Regions from separate parts of the Homo sapiens genome. Here region 1 is linked to region 2. Evidence: chromatin contacts called from ENCODE Hi-C or POLR2A ChIA-PET data. All regions are on one chromosome and are shown on one strand. Each heading gives the region's core, a stretch centred on a gene start or an enhancer-like site at or near the end of the contact. The rest is flanking DNA. Distances are from core to core; before and after follow the strand shown. Region 1 has its middle 40 kb from the start of DUSP22. Region 2 has its middle 3.7 kb from the start of LINC03066.

What was found. A loop is a pair of places that touch in the nucleus more often than their neighbours do. ChIA-PET counts read pairs that join two places held with the same protein, here RNA polymerase II (POLR2A). Pooled maps may share reads with other maps.
Region 1: a loop to region 2 is called in a pooled map, with 5 times the contacts of the local background. The contact joins two enhancer-like sites. A Hi-C loop is called at or near these places in 2 of 37 single-sample maps with no recorded cell type and 8 of 50 pooled maps. POLR2A ChIA-PET finds 5 or more read pairs at or near these places in 10 of 52 experiments (CD4-positive, alpha-beta T cell, CD8-positive, alpha-beta memory T cell, GM12878 and 6 more).

What each region holds. Positions count from the first base shown.
Region 1 is chr6:250,824-253,607 of GRCh38, reverse strand. No RefSeq gene overlaps it. Among named protein-coding and RNA genes, the nearest start is that of DUSP22, 40 kb to the left of the region's middle. RefSeq lists an enhancer at 1,415-1,484. Within about 2 kb of position 1,532, at least 2 of the 41 ENCODE cell types and tissues checked have a DNase peak (open chromatin) inside an H3K27ac peak, as active enhancers do; they include GM12878, where a contact is called at or near this core.
Region 2 is chr6:207,611-210,853 of GRCh38, reverse strand. No RefSeq gene overlaps it. Among named protein-coding and RNA genes, the nearest start is that of LINC03066, 3.7 kb to the right of the region's middle. RefSeq lists enhancers at 583-782, 1,594-1,643. Within about 2 kb of position 1,278, at least 2 of the 41 ENCODE cell types and tissues checked have a DNase peak (open chromatin) inside an H3K27ac peak, as active enhancers do; they include GM12878, where a contact is called at or near this core.

The DNA of each region.
Region 1 (2,784 bases), core at 283-2,782, 42 kb before region 2:
ATCCCAGCTACTCAGGAGGCTGAGGCAGGAGAATTGCTTGAGCCTGGGAGGCAGAGGTTGCAGTGAGCCGAGGTCATGCCACTGCCCTCCAGCCTGGGCGACAGAGTGAGACTGTGTCTCAAAAAAAAAAAAAATTCATAGTCCTGGCTTATGGATCAGTGGTGATGGGTGGTGGGTCCGTGGGTGTTTTTTTTGTATTATTAGAAATAAATAAATGAGTAAATTAATAGAAAAGGGCCGTGCATGGGCCAGTGGGGAAGTGTGTGGTGAAGCAAGAATTATGAGTCATCTGATTCTGTGCAACCGAGGCCCATGAATGAAACAGTAAAATAAAGCGTAATTAAGGTGCCAACATAATTTCCTCTCCAACTAGAAAATAAACACTTCATGGCATCCCTAAGAGTTTTGGATTTATTATGATTTTACCTGTTGAGATAAATAATCTGTCACTGTAGGTAGAAATTGAAAGTCTCTTTGGTCTGTTTAATATCTGTGTTAAGCTGTCATACATGCATGTCAGCTGTAATTTATAGAATAATAGAAACAATAATGCCTGGCTTACCATTCTAGAATAAGACACTCTACGCTGACCTTGGGTTTCCTGTGTATGGCTTACAAGATCAGACTGACATGCTAAAATTTGTTTTCGTTTCAGTTATGAAATAATTAAGGACAGGCTTTTTCAGGTCCTTCAGTGTTGTTTAAATGAATGAGAAGGTATGTTTCTTTGACTTTCTGAAACAGGGTTTAAGAAGCATGCAAAACTTAGAAGGAAAACAAGAACAAACTGACTAAGGAAGCATTTTGAATGAGTTCGGGTGCAGTGAAATCCTTCGGTGGGCAACTATTAGATCATTTCTGTGCAATCAAATCTTCTAGACTGAATAAAGATAAGCCAGCTTCATCTTAGAGAAAAAGAAACTTTTTGATATATGAGATAATCACAATGCAGAGGTAGATGAGGGAGAGTTTAAGGGGACGGTTTGCAGAAAAGGCTGTCGAATCCCTAAAAATAACAAGGCACTGCCACAGTCATTGGAAAACTCAAATCCTGAGGTGAGGTAATACTAGGAAAATGCTAAGTTCACTAAAATAGTTTTTTCCGCTGCAGTTTAAACACAAGTTTAGAGAGTATTTTTGTTGCTGATGGTGGTTGGTTTTGTTTTTTAAAGTATATTAAAGAAAAAATAATTCATCTCCTTCTAATAACAACAAAATTGAGACCTCTGTTGCAAGGATGAAATGATGGATTATCTCCTCTCTTTATCAAATCATCACTCTGGAATTAATATAAGAATCATAATCTTATTTACCTAGCTCTGTGTGAAAGTGGTCATCTATCAATATATGTGACATTTCATTCAGTAAGAAAGGAAAGAAACTTGCAACCAACTTTCAGGGAAGAAATAACATTTCCTCTGAACAATTCTAAGGAGGAAGGCAAAGTAGAGTTTCATGTTCTCAATTCTGCTGAAGATATGAATCATCACACCTTTGCTAGCAGTTACATGTCATAAGGGCTTTGAGATGCCAAGTGAGTCAAGCCCATTTGTGACATTTGATAGGCCTACTTTTTATCCATGTGGCACTACAGAATGGATTCAAATCTCACTAGAACAATCTTTCTCTTTCTCTCGCTCAGTCTTTTTCTTCTGTGTTTTTCTAGAGTCGAGAAGTTTTAAAGAGGAGGGGCTAGGAGACCAAACATATCAAAAGAAGCCATGGGGGAGCAAAATCCAAAGGAATCTGTCGCATGTAAAGAGATAATATTTTTGCTTTCTTGTTTTTCCTATAGTTGCTGTCAAGGAGATGAGCCCAAGTAATAAGGAGGATAGGTAGATGACAGGGATGGGGAGAAACTTCAAATTAACATTTTTATTTTAACATGTGTATACCAGACACAAACTATTGAAGCCGAGAGAGGGGTAAATAAGAAATACGAATAGACATGTAGCAGGTAAGGAGATTGAATTGGTAATTAAAAACTTCCTACCAAAAAGCTCAGACTCACATGGCTTCATTGGTGAATTCTATCAAATGCAGAATTAGCAACAATCTCTCATAAACTTTTTTTTTTTTCCTTAGACGGAGTTTCGCTCTTGTTGCCCAGGCTGGAGTGCAGTGGTGTGATCTCGGCTCACTGCAACCTCCACCTCCCGGGTTCAAGCAATTCTCCTGCCTCAGCCTCCTGAGTAGCTGGGATTACAGGCATGTGCCACCACACCTGGCTAATTTTGTATTTTTAGTAGAGATGGGGTTTCTCCATGTTGGTCAGGCTGGTCTCGAACTCTCAACCTCAAGCGATCCGCCTGCCTCAGCCTCCCAAAGTGCTGGGATTACAAGCATGAGCCACCACGCCCGGACCCTCTCATAAACTCTTAAAAAGAGAAGAGGAGGAAACACTTTTCACCTTATTCTATGTCGCCAGTATTACCCTGATACCAAAACCAGTCAAAGATATCATAAGAAAAGTACAAACCAATATCCCTTATACATATCAATACAAACATCCTCAACAAAACACAAACTGAATCCAATGAGATTCATCCAAAGAAGATAAGGATGCTTTAACTTTGAAAAATCAGTCAATGTAATGCACTGTATTAATAGCATGACAACAAAACCACATAGTCATCTGAAGAGATGGGAAAAAAAGCATTTTACAAAATTTAACAATCTTTCATAATACAAACACACAAAAACTAAGAATAGAAGGGAACTTCCTCCACCTGATCAAGGGAATCTACAAACAAACCACACCTAACATTACACATGTGGTAAAAG
Region 2 (3,243 bases), core at 29-2,528:
ATGGCCATGCAAGTGCTGCAACAGCAACAAATCCTGTGTCACTGCATTATTAAATAGTACTCATTTTCACTAACGGAGGAAAGAGGAACACACTGGTTAATTCCCTATGTTGTGTTCCAGGGAGCTGGGCACAGCTGGCATCATATCATCAGGAGACTCTCCACACATTCCAGGCACTTAGAGAAATGGGAAACGGCGCAGGGTGGGTGGAGAAAAGGAGAAACGAACATGTTCAAAGGATCCGCTCACTTTTCTATATCGCTAACAGGTCAAGCCATTTGTTTGAGCAGAGGCATTTTGGGGTCTATGATAAGCAGAGTGAGGGCCCGAGTTGAAGACAGTGGGAGACTGAGGGAGGAGAGGAAGGGCATCTTAAGGCAGGGGGCCCCCGGGCCAGGGCCCCCCAGGGAAAGCCTGGGCAGTGTGTGACTCGGCCTCTGAGCCGTCCACTGCGAGAGCCTCTCAGCTGAATCCTTGATATTTTGCAACACACGTAATATCATGGCCAATGGTCTGAGGGTGTGGGATTCACTCAAGCTGGGGGTGACTTCCACATTTGGGTGTGTGTAGAGGATGAGGACAGACTGGGAGCCAAGACCCCAGGAAGTCTGTCATGCAGGGAGCACAGGTGTGGGCACCTCGGCCCCTGAGGGTCCCTCCCGACATCTGGAGTATAAGGAACCCAGCATGAAACAAACCTCAGGAACCAGGGAGACCTTGGCCGCACTTGGGCCTTCAATACATGAATGTGGAAGAGCCTCGTACCATTCAATTATTACTCACATGAAGCAACTGCTGCGCTGTCGTTGCTGTTTTTGCTTGTACCTGTCCCGCCCCTCCCCCAGCAAAGTCAGTTAGAAGCAGACGCTGCTCAGTAACCAGTGGTACTTTCATTATTGATGGCTTGGTTTCATGCTATCTGTGATCTCCTTCCCTTTCTCTTTTTACTGATCTCACCGGTATTTGAAAATTGGTACACGATGTAGCTGACTACACCGTAGTCAATTTTTTGATTTCCCCATCCACCAAGAAACGCTCCCTTACGGGTCAAAAAGCAATTCCCCGGCTCTCTTCCCTTTTCCTGCGCACCGGCAGGCAGCCTTTCCTGCTGGTCCCAGTGCTTCTCGGAGGGCACCATCACGCGCCGCCCTGGCCTCGCCCACGCAGGGCTCTGGAACGGCCCTGTGGCTGAGGCCAAGGGCACCCCTCCAATGCCCACTGCCCTGCTGATATCCCCGACACCGCCCACCTCTCCACCTTCCACGCTGCTCCGCCCTCCTCCGCCACACACACTCCAAACCTGCAGTATTCTGAGAAACGCTGATTCACGTGTCAATGGGGGGTATAGGAAGAGAGATGAAGATAGTCAAGTTTCCATTCTCAAAATTCTCAAAATTCAAAGGAAAACACCATTGAGGTAGCTTATGATTATTGGCACCTTACAGACTGGGAAACTGAGGCTCCTTCTGCCAAGGACGAGGGGCAGGAGGAACCAAAGGTCTGCAGAGAAGACAGAAAGCTGCCAGCGCCTCTCCAGGGCCTTGATGGGGAGCTGGTGCTCGGCCCCAGCAGCCCTGGGGCAATCTCTAAAGCAGAGAAAGAGAGGTGCTTCATGAAGAGGTCTTGGGCTTTCTTTAGAATTCAGCCCTTCCCCTTTCTTCTTCCTAGGGGACTCCCAGCATAGTTTACCCTGGGAGCCCTGACTGTGTTGCAACGGGCTCAGGGTAGAGACCCGGTGACATGGAACCAGCCAGGCAGCAACCTATGCCTGCAAGTGAGTGTGGAGAAGAAGGAGGTGCAGGATCTGCCGCAAGGAGGGGCGCTCAGCATCAGTCTTGTGAAGTCATCAGTGTGCTCCGCTGTCCATGTAGCAGCAGTTACACCAGCCAAAGAGAGAAACAAAGTCAGGGCATGTGTACGTGCCCCGGTGCCCTTTTGGTTTCCGTTAGGCACCTTGCTCAATTTCCTGATAAACAAAACAGAGCCATCTGTGACTCTTCCAGCACACCTCCACTTTTAGGGAATTTTTAGGGATTTTAGGTCCCAGAGAGGAGAAACAGAACAGGGGAAGAAGTGCCCGATCGGTGTTAGGGGCCATGGTTCGAGGTCCTGCTTGTGTGACCTTCAGCAAGTTACCTTCCCTGTTTGCTTCCATTTCCACACCTGTGCAACAGGGCTGCGCTCTGTCTGAGAGACTAGAGGGTCACGTCGGATCATGAATAGCGTTTGGAACTGCTAAACACGCATTCAGTAATCTCATTTGTCAAGGATGGGAGCTCAGACCACAGGGCCTGTCTGAGACACAGCTGGGAAGTTTTTTTCTAGTTTCCCTTTTCTGAAAATCTGCTCCCACTCGGTGGTTTCTCCTGCCTACCACTGGCACCCAGCGTCTGGATATGTTGCCTACTGCACTGCCTACCAAGAACGCGTCAACGTTATCCCCATGTTGTGTGAGAGCAGGAAAAGAGGGTCTCCATCTTCGAGCTGAAGAGTCTTTCCCAGAGTGGATGTGCAGCCACCACCTGCCCAGGGGGTATTTTCCCAGAGCATCATTTCTACTCTACAAAGAATTTTAAATTTTGTGGGGTTTATTTTGTTTGTTTGTTTGTTTGTTTTTTGAGATGAAGTCTTGTTCTGTTGCCCAGGCTGGAGTGCAGTGGTGTGATCTCGGCTCACTGCAACCTCCGCCTACTGGGTTCAAGTGATTCTCCTGCCTCAGCCTCCCGAGTAGCTGGGATTAAAAGCATGGGCCATCAGGCCTGGCTAATTTTTGTATTTTCAGTAGAGACGGGGTTTCACCATGTTGCCCAGGCTGGTCTCGAACTCCTGGCCTCAGGTGATCTGCCTACCTTAGCCTCACAAAGTGCTGAGATTACAAGCATGAGCCACTGCACCTGGCCAAATTTTGTTTTTATATTTAAAAATACCTGGACATATGGCCAGGAGCAGTGGCTCATGCCTGTAATCCCAGCACTTTGGGATGCTGAGGCGGGTAGATCATTTGAGGTCAGGAGTTCAAGACCAGCCTGGGCAACATGGTGAAACCCCATCTCTACTGAAAATACAAAAATTAGCTGACTGTGATGGTGGGTGCCTGTAATCTCAGGTACTCAGGAGGCTGAGGCAGGAGAATCACTTAATCCGGGAGGTGGAGGTTGCAGTGAGCCAAAATCATGCCACTGCGTGATCTGTCCAGCCTGAGCGACAGAACAAAACTCTGTCTAAAAACAAAAACAAAAAACC